Regions from separate parts of the Homo sapiens genome. Here region 1 is linked to region 2. Evidence: read pairs that join two places in POLR2A ChIA-PET (ENCODE). Cell type or tissue: CD4-positive, alpha-beta T cell. All regions are shown on one strand. Each heading gives the region's core, and the rest is flanking DNA. Links, peaks and the distances in the headings are about the cores only. Region 1 overlaps FHIT (fragile histidine triad diadenosine triphosphatase). Region 2 overlaps FHIT (fragile histidine triad diadenosine triphosphatase).

Evidence for each region. Peaks named below come from ENCODE experiments on the same cell type or tissue, not always from the same donor. Only the 100,000 strongest peaks of a DNase experiment are listed, where the experiment ranks them.
Region 1: POLR2A ChIA-PET joins it to region 2 with 16 read pairs; 3 of 35 experiments call an interaction of 5 or more read pairs at or near these places.

What each region holds. Positions count from the first base shown.
Region 1 is chr3:59,986,828-60,003,213 of GRCh38, reverse strand. All of the region lies in intron 7 of FHIT (fragile histidine triad diadenosine triphosphatase), which reads left to right. It overlaps LOC105377112 (a long non-coding RNA gene), which reads right to left. Exons shown (of 3, transcript XR_940885.3): 3 at 15,683-15,730. Among named protein-coding and RNA genes, the nearest start is that of MIR548BB, 620 kb to the left of the region's middle. In CD4-positive, alpha-beta T cell, for the core only: no CTCF peak of the experiment used is centred there; no DNase peak of the experiment used is centred there.
Region 2 is chr3:60,072,746-60,089,131 of GRCh38, reverse strand. The region is part of intron 5 of FHIT (fragile histidine triad diadenosine triphosphatase); the gene reads left to right. Among named protein-coding and RNA genes, the nearest start is that of MIR548BB, 540 kb to the left of the region's middle. RefSeq lists enhancers at 2,175-2,274, 2,285-2,414, 7,124-7,173. In CD4-positive, alpha-beta T cell, for the core only: no CTCF peak of the experiment used is centred there; DNase peaks (open chromatin) are centred at 7,251, 8,341 and 9,931; H3K4me3 peaks cover 6,439 bases; H3K27ac peaks cover 2,010 bases.

The DNA of each region.
Region 1 (16,386 bases), core at 4,117-12,116, 84 kb after region 2:
GGGAAGCAGTGCAATGTGGGATGTGAATTGTACCTGAGGGTTTCGGCTTTACAGTGTTTTATTTTTAAATTGGGTAATGTGTACATGGTTGTTGATTCTATTATTTAAAGTGCATTTTAAAAGAAAAACCAAGGGCCCCATTTGAAGCACTTTCCATTAAGAAATGACTATTATAATTCATTCTCTTTGCTTTATTATCTTTAGCATATAGCTAGTTCTCATGCCTCCTATTTTCCAATCTCTGAGGGTGGGGCCCATGAAGTAGCTTCTTGAAAGGTCCACAGTTGATTCTGATGGTTACCCAGAATATCAACTGCAATTTCATTTGTTTATTTTTATAAATATATTTTGATTCTTGGTCTAGATGACCTGGACTTGATTCTTTCTTGATACTCATCTCAAATTATTCAGTCCCCTCAGGCGCTTCTCTTTACCCTTTATGCCAAAGTCATTAATAAAGTAAGTCTCAAGACACAAAAAGCAGCTGGAAAAGGTAAAGATTTCATGGCTGAGCCAGGGTCAGATGGAAACCAGCTTAATGAATAATAGACAAGGCAACCTGCAGAGCCACAGATGTGGAAGAATTAGAATAATGACCTTCCTGAGGACATTTGAGTGAAAAATGTTGGGATGGTGAGACTCTATAATGGCCCTCAGGCCAAACATGGTGAGGAATCCTTTCCCTCCTTCTAAGTCAATTATGTTAGTGCTGGGAAAGGGTCATTTTGAAATTTTAACTTCCCATGTCATGAGGCATCCATCCTACCTTATTGTCTAATAGATCCGTTCTCCAAAGAAGCCTCTTGTTCACCAAAATCAGGGAAGTTGAGACATATATCTTCGGAAGCCTTCTCCATCAGATTAATCCAAAACCTCAGGAGGGAAGGGCAACAAACAAACAAACAAACAACAACAAACAAAAAAACACACACAAACAGTGGTTTGAAATTCTAGGCTTATTCAACATAAAGATAATATTATTGGATTCCAGTAATGAAAACTTCCATTTCTTTCCCTGGTAGTTTATTCTTTTAAACAAGTCTTCCTGGTTCCTGACGTTACATGAAAAATGAAGATGGAATTCTTTAAGATGTTGACCCTGCCTAGGGTGGTTGAGAAGAATAAACAACATTGAGTTAACAAAGTGAACACACCAAATATTCTTTTACTTTGTGGTGGAATTCATTTATCCTAACGTTCACATTCAAGTCTCCCACTCTGGGGTCCATATATCAGTTCGTGTTCCCCCACAAAATATTTTCTTATCATGCTTTCCATCCTGGTGCCCTGACAAACAGCTCACCAGGGGCTTTTATTTGCGTTTAAATTCGTCTGTTGGTTGTAAATGGTATAAATTCCCAGACGTAATCAGGTTCTAGCAGTATAATTTTGATGAAACTGTTTGGCCAAGGAAGGAATAAATGTGACTCCAAGCTCTGCTCCACTATCAGATGACCATCGATGAATCTCACTCTTTAAGGAAGAAACTCAGAGCACGGGATAATTCAAGAAAATCCCAGAGGAGCAAGTGACCTTAAAAGTCATTAGCATCATCCACTACTTGACAGTTAATCACCCCTGTAGCATTTAAGTCTGTCTTTCATCTTCCTCTATACCTGGAAACTCAAAGCACTGTGAGGTAGCTGCTTCCAGTTCTGAATCGCTCTGATCTCGATTTCCTCACTACCAAAGTAGTCTGTTCCTCCCTTCCAGGAAATGAGTATCCTGCCTACTCATGTTTTTCTATCTGGCATTCATTCATTAATTTATTCTTCTATCACCTACTATGTGCCAGATATCGTCACAGGCTCTGAGAACCTAAGAAGAATGAGACGTAGTCCTTGTTTTCAAGTACAGACTTTGAAATGAACACCATAATGCAGGAAGGCTGAAAAAGTTGTAGAAATTCTATAGTTAATATTAACATATTACTCCAATAAGTGTTTATTGAGTGCCTACTATGTGCCATGTGCTCCCAGGCACTGGGTTAAAGTGGAAGGCAAGACAGCCTAGGAAAAACTCTCAGTGTATTGTCTTCTTCCCCTTATGTGAAAGGGAACAAATAAAATATTGCAGATTTGGGTTAATACTAGAAAGACTAAAACAAGGTGTTATGAAATGGAATGACATGGTGGAAGGGGAATGGGGTGGTATGGCTACTTTAGATGGGGTGGTCACTGAAGAGATAACCCATAAACCCAGAACAGGGAACGACAGGCGCCTAGCCAGCGAAGAGCTGGAGAAGAAAGACCATTCTGGGAAGAGGAAATGGCAGTGGGAATGAGCTTGGCACATTCTAGGAAATAATTGAAGACCAGGTGGCAGAAATTTAGTGTAGGGAGAGTGGCAGCAGGAGAGAAGTGGGAAGAGTGGGCGGGGAGCCGTTACACTGGGACTTATGCTGTGGTAAGGAATTGTAATTCAATTTTAAATATATTTGATGTTTTGATGATACTCAGAGTGTATTTCAGGGCAGAGGGTATTTCACATGTGCTTATGATAGGTTTCCTAAATTGTTTTTTTTTTTAGTTTCTAAGCCCATTTTTCTAGACTTGAAGGATTTTCTCTCATGTCTATCTTAGGCACTGTGGTTGTCCCTCTAGCATTCTTCCTACCCTCCCTCTTGATTTAGTAGCCACAAAATTAGGATGGGTTTGAACTCATCTTTAGCTCCAGGTGCAGACCTTGTTTGGTACACACCAGGGGTTGGCAGACTTCTTTTGTAAAAGGCCAGATAGTAAACATTTTAGGCTGTGAGGGCCAGATGGTCTTTGTCATAATTATGTATCTGACTTTACAGCACAAAAGAAGCCATAGAATATATGAAAATGAATTGTCACAAATAAGCATGGCCGTATTCCAATAAAACTTTATTTGTAAAAGCAGATGGTGGGCCAAATTTGGCCTGAGGGCCATAATTTGCCCATCCCAGTCTAAGTCAGTTGTCTCTGCCACAGTAATGACTTTCATTAATCCTTTCCTAAGCTATTTAGAGTGTAGGATTCCCTTGACTTTAGGAATCCTACACTCTAAAGGATCGGAGTCCCATCATCATGGAGGACTTAGATGCATTAGTTGTGGATGGGCTGTTTTCTCCACTACTGCTTATGAACAAGAAAGCAGGTAACTGACAGCTTCTAGCAGCCATCTTATATTTTCTAGGGCAACATGCCTCAGAGCAAAACAGATGCTGAGGCTGACATGGCAGAGACAGAAAGAAGCTGGACACTAGGTGACATTATTGGATTGTTGAATTAACCAGACTTGAAGCCTGCATTACTTCCAGACATTTAAATTAGGTGATCTGGCCAGGAACAGTGGCTCACACCTGTAATCCCAGCACTTTGGGAAGCTGAGGTGGGCGGATTACCTGAGGTCAGGAGTTGAAGACCAGCCTGTCCAACATGGTGAAACCCTGTCTCTACTAAAACTACAAAAATTAGCCAGGTGTGGTGGCACACCCCTGTAATCCCAGCTACTTGGGAGGCTGAGGCACAAGAATCACTTGAACCTGGGAGGCGGCAGAGGGTGCAGCGAGCTGAAATTGCACCACTGCACTCCAGCCTGAAAAAAATTAGGTGACCAATAAAGTCCTCTATTGTTTAAGCCAGTCGGAGTTGAAGTTTTTACTATGTCTAACAGAAGACACGTTCCACTAGATCATCCACTCTAAAATATTCAGTTATTGTTGTTTCTTAATATGCTTAACTGGCAGTTTGAGTAAACAGTTTCTAAAGTGCCTCTGCATATCTGCAATACTCATCACATGCTAGTGGGAATCTTTGAATGAAAGTCTGTGAATCAATGGCCCTAGAAGAGCTTAACTTCCAATAGGTTCCCTCTAGTGCGTGACCACACGGTAATTCCATTAACTTTAACGATGGTGGTGCTGCACAAAATGGGCCCTGTTAGTCTATTCTCTCCTTTCTTTTTAGCATTAAATCTTATCCTGCAGCTAGTTTTTCACAGTAAAGTATGTGTACCAGTGCCATTCATTTCTTGCCCTTTTTTAAAATATGCAGGGCTCTCTCTCCCAGGGAGGGAGTGCTAAGTGAGTACATTAAAAATGAATCTGCTGCCCCATTTGTCGACTGCGAGAAAACCCGAGTCAGGGACATCAATGGATTATTATTGATTGTTGTAAGATCCAATAAAATCATAAATATGGCTCAAAACAATTACTGTGGCCACATTAGCAAATTATCAAATCCATAACTTGCTTTGGAGCCCGGCCTCAGAGATTTAAATAAAGTGCCGGAGGGAGGCAAGTTGTGTTTTAGGAATGTGACAACCAGGGCTGAGATAGAGAAATTTATGATTTAATTTGCCGTGCAGTCTAATTGCGAATAACTATTGGATTTCTAAATAGTGGACTTTGATTAGGTTTAGGTGTCAGAAATAAACTGGAAATATGGGTCAGTTTATACTTCTCTGAGAGTCTGTAGGGAAGGGGACAGGAAGGTATTCATTGCAAGGAATGACTTTCTCAGGTGACCTTCCACCCTTCCCTCTGTGTCCTTATTTCCTGTGTTGGAATAATTGGATTATACCTGAGACTGGCTGGCTCTTTCCAGAGAACCACTTGTTACTTTCTTCACCAAGTGTCAGTTTCCCCCCATTTAGAAATAAATCAATTCAAAATGAAATTACCCGAAGCATTCATTTTTCACCATCTAGTAAATGAATCTCTCTAAAGAACACGAGGTCCTCCCTTTTTGGTTCAGGCTTCATAAAATCCCTCTTTTCAGTGGAAGTGGTATAGTACTAGTGTCTCTGCCTTTTCTAGGCTTTTCCTCTCTGGTGGCTTACTAGGCAATATTTGCTCCATAAAATGTGTATTGGCATGTTCATAGATTCCTGGGCATATTTTGTGAAGATCTAACCTGAAGTCGGGCTGCCTGGTTTAAATTTCTAACCCGCAGCAGGCTGGAAAAAAGCCTCTCATGGCATTGCATCATCCATTAGCCACTGTAGCCCTTCATCTGCGGCCCTGGCCTCAGCTGCACTCTGATGACAAGCACACCGGTGGCTAGATTTTCAGGAGTCGATTGGCTCATCTTTCAGCTCACTTTAGGAAAATAGAAAAGCAATTTGCACAAAGATAAAGCAGATTTCATAGTGATCTGTGTAGAAGTGGCTAACAGATTTCTACGGGCAGTCAGCGAAAGCATGAAAACCCAGCTGAGAAATGATAAATTACTGCTAACTGTCCTAATTATCCCTTGATACCCTGTGTTGAAACCTGACTAAATTTTGCTGAAACTTACAAATAGGGAAGAAATTTAAGGTTTAATAAATTATACGTAATAGAAATGCTTAAAAAATAAAAGATAGCCACAGCAGAAGGGCTTATATTTATCACCCCACTGTCTCCTGAGCCTTATAAAAAGGTGGGGGTAGAGGGGGGTGTTAGATAAATTGCAATTTTAATTGCAAACCTAATTGATTATACTCAGCATGCTCATTAGGTCAAGGAAGACTATGAGTCAGCTCCCAAGGTCATTACATTACTAGAGTAAGCATGTAATTTGTGATAAGTTGATTTGTGAACATCACATTCTTCTCTTTAAACAGAATAACCAACATTAGTTTTTAAGGTTCACATACTGACAATGTGTGTTTCTTTGTATTTTAGGACAATCATCTTGTACTAACCCATCTTTTGGTTTTATAGTTTTAGCTTTAGTGCTTTTAACATATAAATGCATTTCAAATTCCTCCAGCAACGACTAACATTTTACCAGCTGTCTTATTCCATTGTTGAATAACCCCAGCTATAATAGTTTGCTTTTTCATTTCCTTTCTTTCTTTTTATTATTGTGAACCAACACTTTGCTTCTCTGAAATATTTACCTTGTGGTCCTCTTTCAGACTTCTCTGGCAATTTGGATTGATTCTCTATTTCTTCTTCTACCTAGAAACTTTGTAGAAGTTGAAAGAAAATGTATTACTTTCCCTTTAAAGAATCATCAATGCCTTTGGCTGTGTACATGGCATGATTTTTATCCCTTTCCCAAACTGGTTCCTCCCATCTCAGGGTTCTCTATTTGGTGACTGTTCTCTTTTAAACGTGTTGCCTAGAATCACATGAGGGCATCCAGATGGTATAGGAACAAGTATTTATTGCGGTACTTAGAATATAGTAGGCTCTCAATAAATGCTTTTTGAACATGAGCATGGTTTCACCAAGTATAGAGCCTCAGGTCTGGACATTCTTATTGCAGATGAAGTTTGCAGAATGTGAAATGGTCAGAAGGATCTTGTTTGTAGGCACTGTCATAATGAGGATTTTGTTGGTTCTTTTTCATATTTTGAAGAGCAGTGAATCTGATGAGTGATACAGGGGTTCTGTCATTTCACTATCCTCAGGACCATCTGGTCAGCAATAGAATGGCTTCTCAATCTCATTGTGGACAAATGCTAGCAATGGAATACATTCTCAATTACTTTTCTTCGTTAAGTAATGATCTATGTGGGTGCTTTCCATACCTAAGGTGTTTGACTATTCTCATGTCTAATACCCACCAGGCTTTCATGCTAATCATTTTTCTTTCAGTAGGCATACAAAGGGTGTCTGGAGCCCTTTGGACTCTTTGGGGATGAGAATTAGAAGCATAACTTTAATTAAAAGCAGCTAAGTCATTAAATTTTGTGGGCTGGGAGGACCATAGAATCTTTCAAGTATTCGAAAGCTGCAGACTTTTTCCATGGAAAAATTCACATACACACAAAATGTCGCATTTAATTTCAGGGGCCTCCTATTCCCCTGAGGCTTACCCATGGACTGCTAGACTGAATTTCCCTGACTTGTTATCTTCCAACTAAATAGTCAGGGAAGATTGTATTTTTTGCCTAAATTGATGGGGTGAATCTTGAGGCAAGTCACAAAGCCACATTCTACCCATGTTTGCAAAATGTCTCTCTCACTCATGGGAAATGCATGCTTTAAGTATTTAAATCTGATGCTGTCCACTGTTAGCTATTTGCATGTGTTTCCTTGGTTGCAAAATTGGAATAATAATACCCCCTGCTGTTAGGATTTTGTGAGTATTAAATAAGAGCACGAATGGGGAGGTCTCTGCTTAGTGCTTAGCACACATCGTCTTTATTCACCAGTTTTGTTTTGTTTTTTTGAGAACCTACTACATGCCCACTTCAATTTCTGTGATGAAAACACTGGACAAAGCCAGTGTCATCCTGGCCCTCAAAAAGAACATCATCTCACTCTCTTCTTCTTCATCTATAGTAGTTTTGGCCTCACCCCTGTGTGAAGGAAAGGCTGATCAGAGAGTCCGAGGAAAACCCTGGAGAAGAGATGAAATGGATTTCAGTTTAGTGTCAGTCCCCTTTTAATGGGCCCAGACTTACTAATGTTGAGCAGATTGGTTTCCTAAGCTATCTAAGCAAGTGAGTCAAATGAAATGGAACGTGCCGAGTTGGTTCTTTATGTTGAAGACTGAGGTATACCCGGTGCTGTGTGTGGTTTAGGTATGTGTGGTTTAGGGTGGGAGGAGGAGATTCCCTCCAGATCCACAGTTTTTCTCCAAAGCATGGTGCCTAAGATGTGCTTTCACCATCAAGGAGCATTATGTTACTTTATACCTTACATCATGGATTTTTTAAGTGGATAATAGCATAATTTAAAAAATATTACCATCATAGCTGAAATAAAACATTACTCTGGTGTTAAGTTTACAATAACAGAAAGTGAGTTTTTTCTTAACCTCTGAAGACCAGATGTGTTGATAAGCCAAGCTCTCAGTTCACAAGAACTCATTCCAATTAGTTGTTGAAGTTTAATTACCTCCTCAAGAGACTAAGTTTGACTTTAAGTTAGAGTTAAGACACTTGAGAGGTGAAAGCTAGGAGTTGGGATTCAAGGGTTAAGTTTAGAGTTAAGAAAGTTGAATCTTCAGTTAGATTCAAGAGAGCTAAGTTGGAGATAGAGTTAGAATTGAATTTGAAGTTAACTTTTAAATTTGATAAGGTTTTGTTCTGTTGTTTTTTTTTTCTAAATGCCTACATCAGATTTTCTTTGTAATTTCCGGTTGCAGCAGCAGATTTGTACTATCCTGGACAAGATTGTCAGAAGGGATGAACAGAGGTGAGAACATTCAGAGCTCAGACATACCCAGACCCTCATTGGGTGGGAAGTTTCCCTAGCTAAGTTGGAGATCGATGGTTCTTTGCTGCTCTAGCAGAGCCTCTCTCCTTTCGTACCCACAACAATCCCCACCACCACCTTCTTATACTGACCCACAAGAACATTTGTTAGGCAAACACTCTGCCATCTGTTGTGCAGACAGGGCTTCCAGGCAGAATAGAAACAGGTGTGGCGTCAAAGTAACTTAGTGCATAGACAAGGTGAAAGGAGGGCTTAAAAATTGCATGTCACGTTCTGAGCTTTATACCTCCTTGGCCCATGGTGGGTGGACCTGAAATGCCATGTCTTATCAATGGCGACCCTTTGTAACCAGTTTGGGCTTTGGATTTGGTACCACACAGCTTTATGGAAAGACACTTGGGGCCGTCATTTTACTTGCAAATAGAAACAGGCTTTGTGGTGTGATTTCTTCCCTGGGATTTGTTTTGAATGTGTGGCTGGTTTGCAGTCCCCACAGAGGTTGTCAGCTAATGAGGGCAGTGGAAGTACGTTCCTTAACTTGTTCTTTCAGAAGTGTTGCATTACCAGAGCTGCAAGAAGAGTTTGTTCCTATTGTCAGATGCGGCATGGGATTTTTTTCTTTTTGCCTTTTCAAATTCCAGGGAAGAATGAGTTCTTTGGCAGAAATGGTGTCAAGAGAACTTCTTCTGTGATTATGTGCTAATGCAGTTCTAATTGTTTCTCTGCAGATGGATTGAGTATTGCTGACAGAGGTTTATGCACCTTCCCTAAACGGGTTGGTGGTTACCTGCTTTTTACAATAAATGTAATGAGCATCTATTTGCATTGATGGTAACAGTACTTTACAGTGGCTTAATATTTTGCAGTTTGTGAAGATTTTTGTGTCACATGGCTTATCTTATTTTTGTAAGGCAGTATTCTGGGAGTAATGCTTTGTAACCCACAATGCCAGTGTTCAAATATTGCTCTGCTTCTTCCTAGCTCTGTGATCCTGGACAAGTTATTTAACATCTCTGAGCTTCACTTTCCTCATCTGTAAAAGAGACATAATGATGGTGCTTGGTGTCATAGAGTAGTTATGAGAATAGTAAGAGTTAAGGGAGGTATGGGACTTATCACAGTGCCTAGAATATGGTATAACTCAGTGCATGTTAGCTATTATTTAATTATTAACACTATCAATATTATTAATTTTCCCCAGCATTGAGTGAGGTAGCTATGGTGCCAGGAATTTTATCCCCATGTTAAAGATGAGGTTAACTGAGGTTCAGAGGGAAGCAGTGACTTGCTCAAGACCTAGAATCCAGTCAGAGGCAGAGTTGAACAGGAACTGAGACCCCGTTACACCTCCAACATCAAGAAAATGTTGGGGGAGTCCTAGTGAAATCAGCTCCCACAGGCTGGTTTTGGTGGCGCCGGCCTCATCAGAAAGTGGGTAATAACCTCAGCTCCCAGCAGCAACTTTTAAACCACATTTAATTGTCTGTGGAGAACAGGATCTGGAAGTCTTCATTTGAGAGAAGACACCTTCTCTCAGGTAGGGTTTTGTAAACTGGGAAGGTAGAGAGGCTGTTTGCCAATTGGGGTTTGAGGTTTCGTAAATTCTCCCATCCTCAGGCTGAATGAACACCTCTCTTAAATGAGAAATGCATTCTACACTCACATTGGTGTTATTTTAGAGTACCCATACCACTGTTTTAATACAGTCCAGGGATAACCAGTTTTCTCTGTAAAACACATGTTGATTACTTGCTTTGTAGGATGTTGTTACAAGCTCCAGGTGAAGAAGGTGTGTGAGACTCAGTACCTCTCTTTCCGGGGTTGCAATTCTGTAGGAAGAGCAGGAAACTAACATAGATAACCAGAAATAGGAGGCAACATGTCGTAACGACCAAGGAGTGAGTTGAAGATGAAAAGCAAACACCATGGATTTTGGTGGTTAAAGAAATTTCCCGGATGTAAGAAAACTTTCTTACCTATTGAAGTTGTTCTACCAGAAGAGAAAAGGGAGATGGCCTAAGTGAAATATTGGAGAGGCAGGAACCATTAGTAGGATGAGATATGTTTGTTTTTAGTTTGTAGAAAATTATCATTTCATTAACGACCTGGACTTCTTACGGGTAGAATAACTAAATCCATTGTTTAAAGAAAAATATCATCAGTTTGAATAAAGTTGGCAAGTGTGTGGTAGATTCATTTCATTGTAGCCAGAAGCATTTTCAGTCCTGTCTTCATATCTGGAACCTGAGTCTTTACACTGACACTGTTGCGAGGGTGTGATGGTGACTTTCACGTGTTCTCTCTGTTCTGTGACTAAGCTGCATGTCAATGTCTGTGGCACAGATGACAGCTGTATCCTCTGCCTTACTTCTGCTGTTCTCTGCACAAAGCACTATTGAAACCAAGAAAATTAAGGAGGCACAAAGCAGGATCTCTTATGGGAAAAACTCTAATCAATATTTAGTAGAAATCAGGTACTCCGAATTCAAAGATGAAATACTAGTTTTTGCCTTATGTTTTGATCATCAGCTGTTTGATCCAGTCTCTGGGAGTAATGTATTTGTAGCAGGTTTCTGAAAATCCTGATGTGTTGTTGGTATACGCTTCTAAAGATGCGCTAATAGGGAAATACTTTGGATTTAGTGAAGACTGTACTTATCGGTCCAATTGAAATATCCTACAAATTGATTTTAGCATTAGTATTTATTTAAATTAAAACGGGCATCTATAGACCCCTTGGGCAGCTTAATTGTAAAAGTAATTCTTAAATGTACTACGCCAGGAAAACAATATAAGTTACTCAGGACAAATATATGTCTTAAACCTGCGGGAGCTTGATGGCAGGTCACTTCTCATTTGGTTAGGTTTAAAGTAACAATGTGTGGCAATGAGTAATAGTACTAATTTCTGAAGGGAAGTAGTAGGGGAAAGAGTCTTGGGCTCTGGGCTTCATGTTCTATATTCTTATCCAATACTGTTTAGTTCTACAGCCTTGGACAAATCTTTCATTGTTTTCTTCCTCTGTTTCGTTTTACTTCATTTTTATGTTCCTCTCTTCCTCATCTCCTCTTCCCTGCATACGTTAAAGACTCTTTCAGTTGCAAGTGTCAGAAAACCCAAACTGGCTACAGTAAATGGATGATTTATTGGGTCACATAATTAAAGAGTTCAAGGGAAGTTTCTGACTTCAGGTATGGCTTGATCCAGGGACTCAAGACTCTGTGTTTCTCTCTCCCTCTGTGTTTCTCTTTCTCTGCAAAGGGACTGGCATGAGCCTAGGTATAAAGGTGGCAGTAGTGAGTTGAGCATCTTGGCCGACATATGGCTGTGTGAAGAGGATCAGGGAGACAACGACTGTTGAGCAGTTGCAGGGTCTGAGCATAAAAAGATTCAGGAGCCAGGGTCTGCTCTCGGAATTTGACTCAGAAAGCATTCAGGACTGATGGAAGGAAGGAAGAAGGGACTAAGATGAAAAGAAAGATGCTTCCTAGAGAATAACCCGATAGCAATGAATAGGATGAGACTTAAGCCTGGGGTACTAATGTATCTGTCTGTTTGGGATTATAATAACAGCCAGGGTGAGACAAGTGAAATTAGAAGGACGTGATAAATACAAGTTGAATACAAGACCCCACTGGCTAAAGAAGTGCTGTGGAACCCAGTAGAACTAGATGTCTATCAGGATCATTTACATTGCAGGCCAAAACAAGTCAAACACACACAGCAAATACTTGACAAAATACCTTTCTACCTGGAGAAGATCTTAGTCTTTTTTCTAAATACCAAAATATCACTAAAAGTCTATATGGTATTGGGTTTACTGTGTAAATTTACATTCACAAAGGCTGTGATTTTCTGTTTGCAAAGTCAGACACTACTATACAATGTCATTAATCCATTCATTATTCACTGAGCACCTGCTGAGTAACACCCACTGTCACACATGGCCTAATTCTGCTTCTCGCTAAATAAAACAGATGTGGCCCTTGATCTCATGGAGCTGGTAGTCTGCTGAAGTGTGTCAATCCTCAAGTTTACCCACAATACCTCATCTGGATGTTTAAGGTTTGAACTCACGGAAGGAATGTTGTCTCTAGGATAGACAACTGGAAAATGTAATTGATAACCCTGTTCAACTCTATAGAGTCCTTCTTTCCACATTACTATGTGTTTATGAATTATAAAAAATTATTTCCTGGAATCTTTTGTTCTTGATTTATGGCAAAAGCTCTATAATGACTATTTTTAAAATGACTTAATGAGTGAGCAGTCTTGCCTCTGTTCTAAAATGCCAGTAGATCACTTAAGTGTCATTTGTTAAACCACTTTGGTCAATAAAAACCCTCTCATTGTTTTTCCCCAAGTGGTTATTGAGCCACATCACACCAACCTAGTTCTTTGCTCATGTTGCTCTATCTACTTTTGGCTGGTGTGGATTATTATTAATTATTTCTTCACAGAATACTAGCCAAGAGTTATCATGATGCAGTAATGGTAAATGCTCACAAAGATAAAATGCCCTAATTAGGGAGCCAAGTTAAGGAGTAAGCAGTTTGCAAAGTGGATTGAGATCTGGTGAGAGCGGGTTCCCCTCATCTGCTTCCATATGATTTGAAATGCCAACTGCTTGCTTAATTTAGAACAATATACTTTCTCTAAATGTATTTTTAAGATTCATGTTTATTCCTTTAATAGCTGATTTAAATGAACCAGCAACTGATACAAATCCACAGGAAAAAGAATTAGAATTGCTACCGATTGAGGCCAACATGGTGCTTGGCACTGAAAACATTCAGATCATTCCCCTCACTCTCATCATGCCAAATAGTGCCCTGTGAGCAAACACAGATCTCACTGGGGATATTTTCATAGTTTCTTTTCTGATTACAGAGATGATACTCGCTCATTACAGATACTTTTCGAAAATACATAAAAATATAATGCAGGAAATTACAATCATCCATGGTTAAATTTATATTTATATTTTAGCTGATGGTCTTTTTAAAAACTACCACCAGATACAAAAAGGCTTCATAAAGTATGAGGTCTCCTATTACTTCCCACTAAAGGTTAAAAACAACAGCAGCATAAAAATAAGGCTTTGCTGAGTTTGTCTTCTCATCCGTCTCTTGACTCTTTCTTCTACTATGTACTAGAAATAAAGTTCTCTGTGGAGGAAGAGTGGGGAGGAACCCCTGCTACTGGAAAGTAATCCTCTTTATCTGTCTGTCTATCTCCGATATTTGTGGAGAGGAGTATGTCTTTTTGATATAATGGAATCTGGGCAGATGAACACAATTTGTTTACAATCAATCAATGTGGAAATTTACAGGGGAAGGGAGGTCAGGGTGATGGGGAGGAAGCTTCACGTTCCCTGAGAATGACTCCCTATGAAGACACCCAACTCAATGCAGATGTTCTTCTTGTAGAAGGGACATAATGAGATCTGCTCTCTTCCTGTTACTTAGGTATAGATTGTAGAATGTGATTGTTTTGCAAAATAGAACGTTCTTTATACTGTGTTTTATATCTCAGACTCTAACATGCCCAGCCCTCAGAGACCCTGTGCCATGGTGAGGTAGTTATTTGGAAAGCCTCTTGTCTTCCCATGGTCACTTCTGAACTCATTGTTGGAGTGAATGTTAACCTGAGTGTGAAAGAGCAAGCAGTGTCTCACTTTAAGTAGAACTAAAGCTGGGGCCTTGCTTTGTTCCCTAGGTGCTGGCCGAGGGTTGGAATGAAAGTCCTAATGTGTGGGGGAAGTCAGCCATCTCATTCCCTCTGAAGCTAAACTGACCTAGTGAAAAGGCTGTCTCCATATTCTCAAAGGTTTCCAGGAACTCAAGAGCTCAGTTTCCTCATATGCTAAAGTGAGGGCAGAGGAGCCTGGCTTGAAATGAGAATATCTGCCTTTCCCGAAAGGAAATTTATCTGCCATTGGAAGCCAGATAAAATCACTGTTCATCTATTTTTTCCAATTTCCAGGTACTTCAGATTGGCTCCCCTTCCCAGAACCTCTTTAAAGCCTGAGTCTAATGGCCAGACCTCCATCATCCCTACCCCAAACTGCTCCTCAATGTGCATAATCTAGAGAATCTAAAAAATACTTAGAGCATTCATTTGTATTCATTGAGCTGAAATTGTGCATGCTGTCAGCATAGGTGGGAGAATCTGTCTTAGAGTAGCTCAGCAAATACTACCTGTCCTTTACTTTCAGAGCTTTGCCCCTGTTTCCTCCTGCTCGAGGCCCTAACTGCATTCCCCTATCTTGGAGGGCTTGTCCTACTTCCTACTTACTTAACCTCTGCTTCTGCTGAAGCCCTTGGCTCAGGGACCACCCCCACAGGGAAGTCGTCCTTGATCCTTCGGGTGTTTGCTCCTTTATTTTGAGATCCTTATCTCAGTTTGAAACCCTTAGGCACAAGTGTGATGATTTGATTAAAATCCTTCACCAGGAGACTGTAAGCTCATGAGAACAGGGGACATGTGTATCCCCACTGCTTAGAGGAGCGCCAGATACACAGAAAGAACTCAGAAAATACCTGAGTGAATAAATGAATGGGTGAATGAATGAATAGATGGATGAATGAATGAGTGAATGGATGAATGAGATACTGTGATTATAATGTTCAGGTAAAAGTCTATTTATTTAAAAAGAAAATGTTTACAATTTTGCTTTATTCGATCATGTTACACATAAACCAACAATAGACTCCACCAGGGCATAAGAGGTGAGAGAAATACCAAACAAAGAAATATCAAAGAGAGATGCGAGAGTAAGTCACGAAGCTTCCTAAATTTTTAATCCTACTTTTAAAAGGTAAAATCAGATATTTTATCAGGTTGTTTGTGCATTTTTAACGAAGTTAACTTTGGAATATTCAGCACTGAAGGTGACCTGCAGTATCTCTTGCTCAATTTTGGAGGCTGCCTGAGAATTTCTCATTCTCTGTTGCTTCCAGATTTCCAGGAAGAGTCAGAGACTCACACTTTTTACTTGAAAAGCTGATACGCATTCCCTATAAACCTCCCAAATGTGTGAAATAATTACCCAGGAAACAAAAGAGAGGGACTTTTACAGTCATAAATTCATTCAAGGATCTACATGAGGCATTTTTCTGTAGTGGGTCAGGTTACGTCTTGTTCCCCTTTTCAAAATATATTTCAAGCTATGTTACTAAAATGTACCTAAGGCTTCTTGATATAGGAAATAGAAAAATAAGACTTTAGATGGGGCAGACATCTCTAGTACCCCAAGTCTTTCTTTCCTTGAAATATCCCTTCACTTTGAAAAACATAAGTAGGCCATGTAGGGAAATGCCTAATGTGAATTTCTCCTAATAGCCCCAAACTCTTCTTTCAAATTACTACAAAAGGAATTCAGGATTTTTAGTGCCAGATTGATGAAAAAAAAGTGCATATTAAGCTTTCCTTATTAATTAAAGGCAGAGAGGAAAGAGTCAGCCTCGCTCAAATTTATAAAAACAAATAATGTTTGGAAATGAGCTTACAGTATAAAACTGGGTGATGCTGTGTCTTAATACAGTTTGCCTTCATGTTAGATATCATTGCCATGACGTGTTAAAACATCTAATTACTGGTGTGCTGCAAGAAAGAGGAAAATGACAAGATTGTGAATGTGATTTCAAGTTGGACTTGGGAAACCATTCAAGAAAACTCTTTAGAGAAACACATTTGCTTTTGTCCCATGAGACACACACGATGAACTAATAGATCATCCTTGGCTCTAATTTCTAACCGTGTTCACAGCCAAGCTCATTTATACCAGGTGAATGATGATCTGGCTCATCACAAGAAATAGCTAGTATGATGAAAACTTTTACAGAGTTTCAGGAAAAGCAGTCCTAAATAAATAAATAAATATATATAGGATTTCCTATAGAAAAAATATATAAATATATATTTTTATGTCTATATTATTTATATAATTATATATTTTATATCTATATAAAATATATAGATTTTTTATATCTTCATATCTATATATAATATAGATATATATAGATATATTTTATATTTTTATATATTTTATATATTTTATATTTTTATTTTTTTATTTTTTAATATATATAAAATATAAAATATTTTTCTATAGTAAATCCTATACATATATACATATATGTATATAAATCCTATACATACGTACATATATTTTTAATATATAATATAAAATATATGAATATATAAAAATATGAAATATTTTTCTATAGTAAATCCTATACATATATACACATATATAC
Region 2 (16,386 bases), core at 5,596-13,595:
TGGAATTATGCAGCTAGCTGTCAAACATTCCCCACCAAACAAGAGACTATGTCTCATAAATGATGATTTCTGCCCTTGCCATTAGCGTTGGGGTCCTCCATTTCTGTAAGCCCCAGCTTCCTTTTAACATCAAGGGCTAGATTTTGGCAAACTGAATTGGCCTAAAAGCATATACCCTTGAAATTGTTGCCTTACATAGTCTTTCCTAACCAAGTCTGGGTATTTTTTCATTTAATAAATATTTATTGAGTACCTACCATGTGTCAGGCACTTTTCTAGGTTCTGGGCATAAAAAAGCAAATGGTATGCCTAGTACTAATTACCTGCCAAGTTTCTTATCCAATTAATTATGTTTGTTGGACATATGCAGCAAATGCTAAACTTTGTTTTTCTATAACTTTGGAAGATGAATTGTCTTTAGAAAGTAAATAAGAAGGAATTGAGTAGTGCTAGATCTATAAAGTAGGGTTGAGCCTAATAACTCCCATAAGAGAGATCCAAGTACAGTGTTTATTTATGCAAAAAAAGGAATGTTCTCCTCTGATTGTGGAAACTGAGGAGACCTTGCTGAAGAAGTCAGGACTCAAGATGAATCATGAATTAGAGTTGGGGTTTCCATGACATGATGATGTAGGATGATACTCGGGCATAGGGAATAGCACTTTATGCATGAAGGTACAGGTTTCTTGGAAAGAAGTAAGCAGCATGGCCGTGCAACTAGTTAGTGAGAACAGGGAACTAGAATAGAGGTCTCCTGACTAACATTTAAATACTCTTTCCACTCTACCATGTGGTGTTTCTAAGGATCATGCTTGATTTGTTTGTCCCTGTCAAGGCACATGTTGAAATTTGATCCCCAGTATTGGAGGTGGGGCCTGGTGGGAGGTGTTCGGATCATGAAGGCAGATCCGTCATGAATAGATTAATGCCTGCCTTTGGGGGATGAGTTCTCCATCTGTTAATTCCCAAGGGAACTAATTGTTGAAAAGAGACTAGCACCTTGTTGACATCTTGCTTCCTCTCTGTCATGTGATCTCTCCATACATAAGCTCATAAGCTCCCTTTCATCTTCCACCATGAGTGTAAGCAGCCAGGGGCCCTCAGCAGATGCAGATATTCAATCTTGAATTTTTTAGCCATTAGAATTGTGATCCACATAAATCCTTTTATTTATAAATTACACAGCCTCAGTGACACCTTTGTAGCGATACAAAATGAACTAAGACAGAAAATTAGTACCCAGTGGTTGGGGGTAATGGGCAGCAGTCGGAAGAGTTTGGAGGTCTCAGAAGAAGAAAAAAAGACAAGGGAAAGTGTTGAACTTCTTAGAGAATGGCTAAGTGGTTGTGACCAAAATGCTGATAGAAATATAGACTGTAAAATCCATGCTGACAAGGTCTCAGATGAAAATGAAAAACTTACTGGGAACTGTCACCCTTGTTACATAGTAGCAAATAACTTGGCTGCATCGTGTCCATGTCCTAGGGCTTTGTGGAAGGTCGAACTTAAAAGTGATGAGGGTGGGGTATCTGGTGGATGAAAATGCTAGGCTGCAAAGACCTCAGTTAGTGGCATGGCTACTTTTAACAGGTTATGCTGAATTAAAGCAGCAAAGGAAAGATCTAAAGGTGTAATTTATAATTAAAAGCGAAGCAGAGTGTAAAAGTTTGGAAAATTTGCAGCCTGGCCATTTGGTGGGAAAGGAAACATTTTCAGAAGAGGAATCCAATGCTATTGCCCAGTCCAGTGAAATTGCTAAAGAGATTAGCATGATTAAAATGGAGCCAGGTGCTAGTAGTCAAGCCAATGGGAAAAAGGCCCTTAAGGCATTTCAAAGATCTTCACAACCACCCCTCCTATCATAGGCCCAGAGGTGTAGATGGACAGAATGGTTCAGGTGACAGGCCTAAAGTATTGCTGCCCTGGGCTGCCTCTGGATGTTGCTCCCTGCATCCCAGCTGCTCTGGCTCCAGCCATGGCTCAAATGGCCCCAGATATAGCTCAGGCTCCTTCTCTGGAGGGTGCAAGCCATGAGCCTTGTCAGTTTTTGCATGACGTTACGTCTGCAGGCACCCAGAATGCAAGGGTGGTGGAGGCTTGATGACTCATAGATTTCAGAGGATTTTAGAGATGACTCATAGATCTCTGAAAGCATAGACAGAGACCTTCCACAGAGGTGCAGCCACCACAGAATCTCTATCAGGGTTCCTAGTGGAGCTATGGAAGTGGAGCTACCAAAGGGACTCCCAAATTATACAGCCACCAGCAGCAGCAGCAGTGTGTAACCTCAACCTGGAAAAGCCACAGGCATTCAACTCCAACCAAGGAAAGCAGCTACTTGAGCTGCACCCACTGAAGTTATAGGGGCAGAGCTGCCTGAGGCATTAGGAGCCCACCCCTTGCAGTACCTAGGATGTAGGGCATGGAGGCAAAGAAGATTATTTTGTAGCTTTAAGATATCATGTCTGCCCGGCTAAGTTTCAGACTTGCACAGGGCCTGTTTTCTCTTTCTTTTGGCCAATTTCTCCCTTTTGGAATGGGACTGTTTACCCAGTGCCCATGAAACCATTGTATGTTGAAAACAAACATCTTATTTTTGATCCTATAGGCTCATAGCTGGAAAGAAATTACCTTGGGTCACAGATGAGACTTCGGACTTTAAACTTTTGAGTTGATTTTGAAATGAGTTAAGACTTTTGGGACTATTGAGATGAAACAATTGTATTTCACATGTGAGAAGTACATGGGTTTTGGGAATCCAGGAGTGGAATGCTATGGTTTGGATGTTTGTCTTCTCAAAACCACATGTTGAAACTTGATCCCCAATGATGGGAGGTGGGGCCTGGGGGAGGTGTTTGGGTCAGGAGGGCAGATCCTTCATGAATAGATCGATGCCTGTCCTTTGGGTTAAGCAAGTTCTCACTCTATTAGTTTCCAGAAGAGATGGTTGTTAAAAAGAGCCTGGCATCCCCCCACCCTTTTACTCTCTCTCTTGCTTCCTCTCTCACCATGTGATTTGTGCATACAATGGCTTCCATTTGCCTTCTGCCATGAGATGATGAAGAAGCCTGAGGCCCTCACCAGATGCAGATACCCAATCTTGAACTTTCCAGCCATCAGAATCATGAGCCAAATAAACCTCTTTTCTTTATAAATTATACCACCTCAGGTATTTCTTCACAAAAACAAAAAATGGACTAAGACTGATCATATCCCTAATTGCAAAATCTCACAGGAGGAGCCACCTTAAATGACACTGACTGTGTGTGAGGGACTTTCCAAAGAGTTTGTCACTTATCCTGCCAGCAGCACTGTAGAGCCAACAGAATTGCCTGTATACAAATGAGACAACTGAAACTCAAAAGATAAACAACTTGTCCAAGGTCATTTGATATATAAACCATTTTGGCCTGTAGGGCACAGGAGAGAACACTTAGAAGACTTTGGAGATGTATCTTCTGACCTCCCCTATAATTGTGTTTCTGGCTATTAAAGAATACTGTATATGAGGTTCTGAAATGACAACAAGTGGCATTCAACTTGTAGCAAACTGGTAGAAACTTTCTGGGAGAACATTCCGGAGGAAAAAAATAACATTAGAATTTGCTTTGGCTCTGAAGCACTGCAGATAAAAATCCCTACTGTCAGGAAAGCAATATTAAACATCTTGGAATATATACACATGCATCAGTTAGTGATGCTTTAATTTATATATAGATGCTTCAGTGAAAAGGGAAGATATAATGTAAGTGTAGAATGATGTCATATGGAAAAAAACCCAAGCAAAGGATGTAGTAGGGCCTTTGGAAGAACCTAGACCTCAAAAAATCAGAGGCACCTGGACAGAATGATCTGCTCTTGGTAATCTTCTCTCTGCTTGTCTGTACCCGTCTTTTATCTCTGAAGATCTTTGTCTCTGTCTAGTTTATAAGGAATTCTTCATCCCTTGAGTTAATACATTGTAAAATCTAGACCACTCTCTTTTGTTCCTGTTTTGAGTGTGTGAGGAAGGAATTCTGGCCCAGCTAGGATCACTTGCCTAAGTCTGTTGTCATATTACACAAACATGGCGACAGGGAGCCAGTCCCTAGAAGTGGCAAACCAATTCCAGAGAAGGTGTTTGGCATATAACTCAAAAGACAGTGCCTCCAACATATAGAAAAGAAGACATGGTCTCTGCCTTTGGCCTCTAGGGAGAATGATAACAGAAGATGCCTGAAGTAACAGCAAGATCATAACATCTAACCCATCCCTGATTCTAAGAGTGTGAAAAAGAAAAAAAAAAGTCACTATCAATGTAGAAAGCCAAGGAAGACTTACAAATGCCTTGTTTCATTGAATTTCAATTTCAGTCTCTTTAAAACAGCTGTTGTGATTTTATATTCACAGCAGTTTTAAGGAAATTATGTAGATGATATGGTAGGAACCAAACACCTATATGCTGAGTCTAAAGTCCTCAGCGTGTTTACTCGTATCATTTTCTCTGTCTCATCTTTTTATATTCCCTGGCATAGATTTTATCCTCCAGCAATAATGGGATATAATACCCAATAAATATATTAATAAAGAAATGTGATGCCATCTCTCCTTCATGTACATTATTTGTTTTAATTACAATTTTAGCTTATATAATTATGTTTTTCCACCTAGATCCTAAACTTCATGAATTCCTCACACATAGCGTAGGGTCTGGCCCAAAGTGGATGCCTATTATATGTGTAGAGTGAACGAATGAGTGATTGCTTGACAATAGCACCTCTGTAAAGCTTAGGTTGGAACTGGGGAAATGGATTAACAAAAGTGTTTCAGCACTGTTAAGACTCCACCTTGATTTATTCCTTTTTATTGTTGTAACTTACAATGGTAATATTTGCTTACTCTAAATAAATTCAAAGACTACAAAAGAATGTAAAGCAAAAAATCAGAGTAATCTTTTCTTCCTACTCCTGATTCCATTTTCCAGAGGTTACCCCTCTGAACCTTTCAGTATTATCCTTTCTGAGACTTATGAATCCTTATACAACATTATGTATGTACGTATAGAGGATCATATTTTGTTAAAAAAAGTGATATTGCTATAAAAAGTGTGATTTTTTCCCCACTTAATATGTGGTGGTCATCTTTCTTGTCAATACATAAACGTGCCAGTTATCACAGAAGAGAATACCAAAGGGTGAATTTGATGCTGAGGCAATAGCTTAATAGCACTATAGCAGAGCATGGCCTTGTTATTATTAGCAGCTCCCTAAATTTTGTCTGAGGATGATTTGAGCTGGGGTTGGCAAACAAGAGCCTGCAGGCTAAATTTGGCCCACTATTTGTTTTTGTAAATAAAGTTTCACTGGAACACAGCCACACCCATTTGTTTATATATTATATATGACTGCTTTAATGCTGTAATGGCAGAGTTGAGTTGTTGCAATAGAGGCCATACATACTGAAAAGCATAAAATATGTACTCTCCAGACATTAGAGAAAAGGTTTGAGGGACCAGTCTATCTCTGTCTTCTTGGCCTAGTCAGGACCCAATATCAAAGACCGCACAGTATGCTCATGGATTGGAAGAATCAGTATCATTAATATGGCAATGTTGCCCAAAGCAATATACAGGTTTTCAGTGGTATTCCTATCAAACTACCAATGTCATTTTTCACGGAATTAGAAAAGACTATTCACATGGAACCAAAAAGGAGCCCGAGTAGCCAAAGCAATCCTAAGCAAAAAGAAGACAGCCAGAGGTATCATGTTATCTGACTTCAAACTGTACTATAAGGCTACATTAACCAAAACAGCATGGTACTGGCGTGAAAACAGACAAAGACCAATGGAACAGAATAAAAAACCCAGAAATAAAACCTCACACCTCCAACTGCCTGATCTTGACAAAGTCAACAAATTAAGCAATGGAAAAAGGACACCCTATTGTTATTGCTGGGATAGCTGGCTAACTATATGCACAAGAAAGAAACTGGACCCCTACCTTTCACCATATACAAAAATTACCTCAAAATTGACTAAATATTTAAATGTAAGACCTTAAACTATAAAAATCCTAGAAGAAAAGTTAGGAAATGTCTTTCTGGACATCAGCCTTGGGAAATAATTTATGACAAAGTCTTCAAAAGCAATGTAACATAAACACAATTTAACAAGTAGGGCCTAATCGAAGAGCTTGAGCACAGCAAAAGAAACTACCAACAGAGAAACAGACAACCTACAGGATGGGAGAAAATATTTGCAAACTATGCATCTGACAAAGGTCTAATACCCAGAATCTATATGGAACTTCAACAATTCAACAAGCAAAAAACAGCCCTATTACAAAGTGGACAAAATACATGAACAGACACTTCTCAAAACAACACATACAAGCAGCAAACAAACATGAAAAAATGCTCAACCTCACTAATCATCAGAGAAATACAAATCCAAACCACGGTGAGAGACCATTTCACACCATTCAGAATAGTTATTAATAAAAAGCCAAAAAGACACAGATGCTGGTGAAACCGTGGAGAAAGGGGGATGCTTATACACTGTTGGTGGGAATGTAAATTAGTTTAGCCTCTGTGGAAAGCAGTTGGGAGGTTTTTCAGTGAACTTAAAACAGAGCTACTGTTCAACCCAGTAATTCCATTACTGGATATATATTCAAAAGAAAAGAAACTGTTCCACCAAACTGATACATCTACCTGTATGTTTATTGTAGCACTATTTACAATAGCAAAGACATGAAATCAACTTAGGTGCCCATCAATGGTGGATTAGATAAAGGAAATACGGTACACATACACAGTGGAATACTACATGGCCATAAAAAAAGAATGAAATCATGTCTGTTGCAGCACCATGAATGCAGCTGCAGGTCATTATCCTAAGCAAATTAACACAGGAACAGAAAACCAAATACTACATGTTCTCTCTTATAAGTGAGAGTTAAACAGACAAACATGGTACACATGGACATGAAAATGGCAGCCATAAACACTGGGGACTAGTGGGAGGGAAGGAGGGGGTCAAGGATTGAAAAAGAGCTATTGGGTACTATGCTCACTACCTGGGTGATGGTATTAATCATACCCCAAACATGAGCATCATGCAATATACCTATGGAACAAACCCACATGTGCACCCCGAAATCAAAAATAAAAGTTGAAATTACAAAAACAGATAAGTAGACAATGCAGTGAACTCATCGAGTTTGTAGAACAAAAAAAAAAATCACTTAACGTTTGTGGTTATTGTACTTCCTCTTTCTTTTGGCAAGTTTATCACAGGTGGATTCAAGTAACTGAAAAAGAAACAGGAAAAGATGCCTGGCATGCATGGCTGTTATTCCTGGCACTCTCTCTGATTAGGGTCCTGTATATATCTCTCAAAACACACACACATATTCACACACCCCACAGATCTATAATAAACTAGGGGTTTTCCTTATTATCGGATAGTTAATAAACCGCAGCATAATTAAATAAGAGCCTACATTTATTATTGTCATTCAGTAAGCAGCATATAGTTTTGGATTTCCTGGTTGGAGTCCATCCATAGTTAATAATTGGGTAGGATATGCTGGTATCTCAATCAGGATATGAATGATTAGCCAATAGTTCCTTGAACAGAACCTTATTACTAATGAGGAGCAGTAGATTGAGTTGAGTTTTAAGGAACTTCAGGATCACTCTGTTTTCCTTGGTGGGAGAGGAGGGAGTGTGATACAGAGAAGTAAGTGGATCAGGCTGCATGGGGTTGTGGTGACAAGGCTTTGAAGACACCCATTTATACTGTTGGTCAAGTAAACAGTAAAATAGCACCCTTGGATTTAGGGAGTGGTCTGATCTTAAATTTTAATATGCAGAACCACCCCCCAAAACGTATATAAAATGCAAATCTTAGAGTCCCAGCCACAGACATTCAGGCTCACCAGACCTGGGTCAGAGCCCAGGAATCTGCATTTTAAATAACCCCCTCAGGTGATTCTAATGGGAACATTCCTGCACCAAACTTGGAGAAGCACTGCATTCCTCTAAGATTTGTCTACCTCATTCCATCTCCCTGTCTATTTCTCTCTCTTTGCTTTCTCTTGCCTGGTCTCTATCCCTTCCTTTCATTACATGTCATGTACCTTGATAGAGATAGATGCCTGCACTCCCATGTCTAGAGGTACATGGTTGCCAATGAATGCAAAACTCAGAAAGGAGACTAGAACTCTAGCCCTCTCTTTCACTCCTCCTCTTTCCTGGCAAGGTCACAAGAACAGTCATCTATTTCATCCAAGTGTTTGCATCTAACACAATCACTGCATTCAGTTTTGAGATTTGTCATCAAACAAACTGCACCCTTGGTAAGTAATACCATTGCCCTCCTGAGCTGTGGTGCTATTTTCTTCTTTTGCACTCCCTTCTTTGTAAATGCTCTTACAGGGTTGCTAATCCTCACCTATTTCTTCTTTCTCGGGGACTTTATGAATTCAAACAGGCTCAGACAGACTGGCAATTTCGTGCAGTCTCCAGCCAGACCTGTTTTATTCTTCATGTCTTAGTACCTTGCTCAGAATTTATTGTATAAAGAAGTGCTTAGTAAATGTTTGGTGAATAAAGAATGAAAAAATAATCAGTGCCTGGATGAAATGAAGCAAGGCAGAGTAAATCTCAGAAAATTTACTTGCAGCTAAGTAGGGCTACGAGGCTCTAATATGCAAATATTTTATTTACTTGAAACTGGGACTGTCCATCTAAAACTGGTTGATGGCTAGACTCCTGATTTGAAAGCTATTTCTATTAAATCTGAACTTGTGTCTGGCAGCTTTCTCCTATCCTAGCAGAGGTTCTCCCACCCCCATACACAAGCACAACCCTGAATCGCAAGCATTGTCAAAGGTAGTGTATTTTCTGTTTTTTCAGTTTTCTAAAATCAGAGAAGGTATTTCAGGAAAGTGATTTCTAACAGATAGGTACTCTATCAGGTAAATTTTGATCCTCCTTGACCTTCATTATTTTTCTTTTGGCTGTATCCACATTTTGACTGTCAAGTAATGGGACATTACACGGAAATAGAAAAGATATTTTTTTCTCCTTTCAAAATTACTTATTTGTAAATTAACCCAGATTGAGTTTTCAACATTCTACATCATTAAAGTAATGACAGTAAATGATAGTTTATAATATTTACAACATATTGGAGTAGAAAAAAAATCTATCATTAGCACATCTTTACTGTACCTTTTTAATAGTGTAATATCATTTGACATTCTGGGCATTATTTTTTTCAGATCTGATGAACAATAAGAATGCACCCCCTTCCCTGCATTCATTTTCTGCTTTTTACTTAGAATTTTCTGGGCTTTGGCAAGCACTGAAGTTTATGGTTGCGCAGGAGGTTAGTGTGAGTTGGAGGAAAAACTTAAAACTTGACAGGTGGTGAAGTAAGGAAGAGCTCACCATTTATTTCCTTCCCACGTATCTTCTTTGTTCATTTGGGATTAATATTTTTTTCAAAACAAAGCCAAACAAAAAAATAAGAGAAGGTAGGGTTCTCAGGAGTGGGTGGCATATGAGTGACTGGAAGCAAAAAGGAGAGAGGGGAAAATGGTGAAGGGACAAAGAGAAGGGCAGGCTGAGAGAAGGAGCAGCTGGTGGGAGCAGGGAGCAGAGGGAGGCTGCTTAAGGAAAAACTATTTTTAACTGTTCTGAGACCTTTTTAAAAGTAAAAAAAATAACCCCTCTTCTCAAGAAGCCCCCACCCACGATTGCTTTCATCCTCCCACTCTGGAAAAAGTAATGTTGTTTTCAATTGTGTAGAAACACATTTTAGAAAGTAAAAAGCCCCATTTAAAAGCATGTGTGAGGAGCCTGTGTTTCTGCTCCTGACCTAGAACAGCATTGTCTCTGCGGCCTGCACATCACCTCGGGTGCCCCCAAACTGCTTTCAGACAGTAACGCCCTCTAATGGGTTGTTGTATTTTGGATTTACCAAAAACAAGCTATACTTACTGTGTGCTTCAGGGGCCAGCTCTTGGGTTGGAGCTTTGCAGCACCATCTTGTTTGTCCACCCCGATCACCCTGTGAAGTCATGTTGTCTCTATTTTGCAAAGGGGGAGCCGAGCCTCAATGAAGACAAGTCACTTGTTCAAGAACACTTTATGGTACAGCTGCAATATTAAGTCAAGCTCCCTCTCTTTTCTTTTTTAACTTTTAATTCTGAAATAATTTTAGAGTTGCAAAAAAAAAAAGTTGCAAGCATAATGTAAAGAATCCCTCTACCCTCCTCCCTCAGATCCCCAGATATTAATACTTTACTTACTTCCATTATATTTTCTCTCTCTCACCTATATATGAGTGTGTGTACCATATATGTTATATGTGTATAAATGTATATATAATTTTTAGTGAAATATTTGAAAGCAAGTTACATGATGCCTCTTTGCTCCTTTAGTGTATTTAAACAAGACATTTTCTTAGAAAAACATAGTGTAATTACTGAACCAGGAAATTAACCTTGATATAAAGCTATTTCTGGTCTGCAGACCTTATGGAAATGCTGCCATTGTCTTTTATTTGGGTCCAGGATCCATTCCAGGATCACACATTGTGTTTAGTTGTCCTGTCTTTTAGTGTTCTTTAATCTCAAACAATTCCCCAGACTTTGTCTTTCATGACCTTGACATTTTTGAAAAGCACAGCCTATTGCTTTTCAGAATGTTTCTTAATTTGAGTTTGTCTGATGTGGCATTTCTTCATGGTTAGAATCAGATTTTGCATATTGGCCAGAATCCTACAGAGGTAGTATTATATCCTTCTTAGTGCATTATATCAGGAGACACTGATGCTCCTTTCTCCCATTCTTGGTATTAACTTTGATCACTTGGTTGGTGTGGTGTCTACCAGGTTTCTCCATTGGAAAATTGCTATTTTTCCTTTTGTAATCAATAAGTATCTTATAGGAATATACTTGTAGAAAATGTAGTATGTTTTTTCTTATACTTTTACCCATTCTTTTTTTGCATTCACTACTACTGATTCTTACCTGAAACAGTTACTTTTGTGATGATTGTTAAATGGTAACTTTCTAATTTAATTACTCCTTATTTATGACTTGAAATTCTGTAAGGAAGGGCTTTTCTCCCCCACCTCCCATTTTTTTAAAAATAAATTTTATTTTGTGTATTTGAGGTTTAAAGTATGATATGGGATACATATATACAATAAGATGGTTACTACATAAAGCAAATCAACGTCTGTTATCTCAGAGTTACTTTTTTTGTGAAGAGAGCAGCTAAAATCTACTTATTTAACAAAAAACTCTAATTCAATTTTATTGACTGTAGTCATCATATTGTATATTAGATCTCTAGACTTGTTCATCCTACATGTTACTTTGTATCCTCCCCCCCCCCTCTATATATGTGTGTGTGTGTGTGTGTGTGTGTGTGTGTGTGTGTGTGTGTGAAGTAAAATCGTAGATTTTTTTTAATTCTGTAGTCTCTGGGATATTATCAGTTTTTATTTTATTTTATGTCCCTATTTAGCCAGGGGAATCCCTTCATTCTGGTTCATGTGTTCTTTTGACCTGTCCCCACAATTTTGGTTTTTCTTTGTTTTTTTTTAGCCATTTGTAACTTTGTGGCACCACAGGATATTCTAATCTCATCTTGTTCCTGTCCTGTCCCATTAATGGAGCCAACCACTTCTCCAAGGAGGTCTGGTTCCTTTTTTATTTTTATTTTTTGGAGAATGGTATTTAGAAACCAAGATCTGGACATCAGGTATGCTAATTTATAGTGGGGTATCATTGCTTCAGCCTCTCTGTGAGTAGAGGTAGGCAATACATGCGTGTGTATTTATATGCATGTGTACTTATACACATACTATATATATATTTCCATATCTCTCAGTTTATATATTAAAAATTATGAATTCACGGTGATGCTTTCAATCCTGTAATAAGTCCTCCTTAGGCTGCTCTCTTTCTGCCTGAAATATACTTCAGAGTCCTTGAATGATTTTTAATTGTCAATATTTTCAGCAACACTTCTCTTTTGATTGCTTTGTTTGCTATGAAAAAAATATATTTCTGTCTACTAAGTTTTATCTATCTTATTTAATCAGTTATTTCTTATAAATAGATTATTAGCACATAAATACAGTCCAACTCTCCTTTGCTCAGAATAGAAGCTTAACTTTTTGCCTTAAATTGTTTTCAGTTATTGTTTTCCTTGGATGGGGAAAATGAATGTTCCTTTTACCTTTCAGTCAGTCGTGTCTCACTTTGGTGATTATTTTATTTTTTGTGCTTGCCTTAGGAATAAAACATAGTGTTTGGGTTTTTTTTTCTTATTTATCAGGATTGCTTTAATGGTTTCAATCATCTTTCTTTCTTTCCTTTTTCTCTTCAAAATTAATTTTAAAATAATTATTGTAGTAGGAATCCTCAACAGCTGAGCTGTACCATCTCAGAGTACCATTATTATCACTCTGTTAGGTGACATGATAATAATCATTTCTAATCTGGTGTCTCACTACATAAACATGCATTGCTAATCACAGTATGCCTCTGATCTCATTTGTTTAAAAAAAGCAGCAGCAGCAGAAGCAGAAGTAGAGAATAAGAGAAGAATCCTTCTGAAAGCTCTTAGTTTGGCCATATTACCCCACAGTGTGGCTTGTATAAAACACTTTCACTTTCTTGCACGAGGAACATAATGGGAATCCAGGAAGACAATATGAATAATTTTATAAGTTGGCTATTTAAAGAGAAATAGGCTTTTCTGAGTTTCTGGCATATCCAACTTAATATTACAGTACTGGACCTCATTCTGAATACTTAGAATATTTACGACACTTGATGTTTGGACTTTATAAAAGGTCACTTGAAAATGAAGTCACTTTCATTTTAAAGTAGAAGAAAGTGGATGTGGAAAAGGGAAGAGCTTTTAAGGAAAACCATCATGTCTGTTCTCCTGTAAAAGGTCTTCATTTCCAGTAGTAATTGTATTTCTTAATGGCTTTCCTAATATTAGATGATTACGTCTTGATGTATGAAAGTATTTCAGCTCAGGGATTATTGAGGCTCCTCTGGCAAAATGACTATCATACTTACCTGGAACTTTTGTTTCAGCCCAAGTAACAATTGCAGATAGACATAAATTAGCAATATTTACTCAGAACTCACACGTAGCTGTTTTTCTTGTTTAATAAGGTACTTTTGCTTACAAATGATAGTTACCAGTTAAAGCCATCTTAAGATCAAAAAGGGACATCATTATAAGGATTCAGAGGTATGGCATAAATCACAGGGGAGGGCATAAACTCAGCTTCATGAGAATGCCAGGCCTCAGGACCAGGACCCAAGAAAACTATTCTCTTTAGTATCTCTGTGTCTTCTATAATTGATGGCCATGTATTATAGAGAATAGGAGTTCTACAAGGCTGTCCATGGTAAACAAACAGGATCTTTGATTCCTATTAGTCTGGGGAATGTTCCATACCACATCCACCAGGTCTGAGAGCTTCACGGTGCACAGTAGACTATTAAAGTTACTGAGAAGTTGCATGGAACAGAAACCTGCTTAACCTTCTTTAATCTACTGATTTCCAAACTCATTTGACCATTGCTTTGAGAAATATCATTTTAAACAAACACTCGAATAATATGGAATTAAATTTAATTGGATTCATGGAGTTCTATTGTATTATTTTTTAAATGATACAATGAGCACTTGTTAAGTGACTAGTTGAAGGTCACAGTATATTTTTGAGCCTCTTGGTCTAGTGCTCTTCCCACTGGTGCTTACATTCGTGGATCTTGGCTGAGGAACTGTACTGTCACAGCTATTCACTTTGTGCCCATACCCCATCACCCTAGCATTTTAAAGGAGCTCCCCACTTTAAATTGAGTGATTGATTATTCCATTGGTTCTCCTGACAGGCAGTCTGCTATTTTAAAGATGACCCAGCAGCTCTAGTTTAAAATGTGCCTTTATTTCCTGTGTGTGACGCATATATGTTGAGCAGTTTCTGGTCATAGGAACTTTGGTTCCAAATCTTATTAAGGTTTTTGTCATTCCAGAGGGTGACATTTTAGGGGGGCAGAAACTGGCTAGCATGTTAGCCTAATCCTTGAATCCAGGCAAAATAAATTTTGGTTGAGTTTGCTGTAACATTCACCCATTCGTTTTCATTGCTTCATGTCTTGGATCCAGTGAAAGGGAGACGTGTCAAATGTTCTGAGAGGCTGTAGATTCACTTGGTAATTAAACCAACTAGTGCAAATGTACACCAGTGAAAACAGTAAAGTTTCCCAGGGTAAGTCTTCTGGGAAAGTGAGAAAAGCCAGGCAGAAAAAGGGTAATTGAATATCAGAAATAAAGAGCTGAGGAAAGTGTTGGGGGAGTAAACACCAAGAGAAGAAACTATTGTAATTTCTGCCAACAAGAACATCATGCTTTTAAAGTGCATGTTGTTTTTTTTTCCCCTTTGGAACAGTTAGCAGGAGTAGCAAAAACAGTAACAACGTGACCTCAGTGATAATGTGTCTCTAGTCCATGAAGCTGAGCCAGGTGTTGTATTAAATACCTTTGAGACAGAAACTCATTTCTAAAATCCACACATTTGCTGAATGAATGAATGAATGAATGAATAAGCAAATTTTAATTTGTGTCTGTCTAGGGATAAGAACTTTTGATGCTTTGCTCTTCAAAGGAGTTTAAAACATAATAAGGGAGAGAATACAGGACATGAAGTTAGAGAAGTGGCATGGGAGAGGTAATACCATAGAAGTAGAGGAACAAGAGAAAATTTCCATCCAACAAAGGTTGGAGAAAACTTCCAACCTTTGTTCCAGTGAACAAAGGTTTAACATTTGTATGGGTGCATCAGTTAACTGTTTCATAAAACTCATGTGTACCAAACTGTCCCCAGTACTTGGTGGATTGAAATAAGAGTCATTTACTCTGATTCTTGTGTCTGTGGGCCAGCTTGGCTTGTTTTGACTATAGGGTGTGAGTTAAGTCCATGTGTCTGTCACCCTCCAAGACCCAGCAAAAAACTAAGACATCTGCTTCTCATAGTGAAAGACAGGAATGCACATGACATTTTAAGCCCCTGCTCCATTCACATGTCTTAAGCCAAATCAAGTCTGATATCAAAGGAATGTGACAGTATACTCCTCTCAGGAATAAGAAGTAAAGAGAGAGTGAATATTTACTGAACAACAATCTAATTTACTTCAGTGGGAAATACAGGGTTATTTCGTATATCTGGTGAACTTGTTAGGAAGTAGCAGTGTTTATATTGTAAAATCAAGCTGGAGGTTGCAGGACAGAGGCTAGAATTCCAGCTGAGAATAATATTACAAAGGGCAGGAGTGGAGTGATTTTTTCCAGTGAGTCAAGGGCCACAGGTTGGTCAAGGGAAATGGGCACTGAAAATACCTTTCCAGAAACACTTACTTAGTAGGGTGACTTCGGTAGATCATGAGAAAATAGATTTGGTAGAAGATTAAAAGCAGGAAGCTGATTGTTTGGGGCTGAAAACGATGAGGGGTTAGAGAAGCAAGGTAATTAATATCAGCGTCTCTTTTGAAGACATAAAGGGCAGAAGAGAAATAGGGTTTTGAAATGAGAGAGAGCAAACGTGAGACGAACATAAGCATGTACTATGAGAGCCTATATTCATTAAAGAAAGATTCTGGGGCTGTTTGTTGTCCCAGGATAATGAGTAATAGGTGATAGATACAGAGCTGTCATCCTTTTCTCTCTTTTAATATAAGATATTTTGTAAGATGATAAGGCAAGGTGAGTGAGTAAGGCAATCCCCTTTCCCAATAGTTTTGTTATATACAGACTTAAAATGTGACATATTAAAGGGGTCAGGAAACTCTTGAATCTTGAGTCAACCATCTCTACTACTTAATATGCTCAAGGGACCTTATTTTTAAACATCATATGGGGGCACAATATTTACCTGTATGGTTAGCAAGCAACTTGCTAACACAATCAGTCACTTGAATTGTTAATTAATGTTTAATTTTCTAATTACTCACACCTGCAGAAATTTCCCCCAATAGGAAAGAAGACCTAGTTTCAAACTTGGATGATAGGAGTTGGGGTTTTCTTCCATGAATATGTAAGCAGTCACAACTTCTGTGTATTCCCTGGCATTTAGTAACACAGTGCAGTCATCTGTTGACCATGAGCCTATAACAGGATAAGTTGGGTGTGGGGTCCAGAGAAGGAGATGGTTGAATCTCTCCCTTCAAACAGTGAATGCTGTAGCTGGGAAAAGAAGGCATACATAGACAAAATAATGAATAATTAAGAAAGTATCATATCCTGATACCATGAAGCGCTAGCTTCATAGATACTGTCAATAGAGAATAGTACAGAAGAT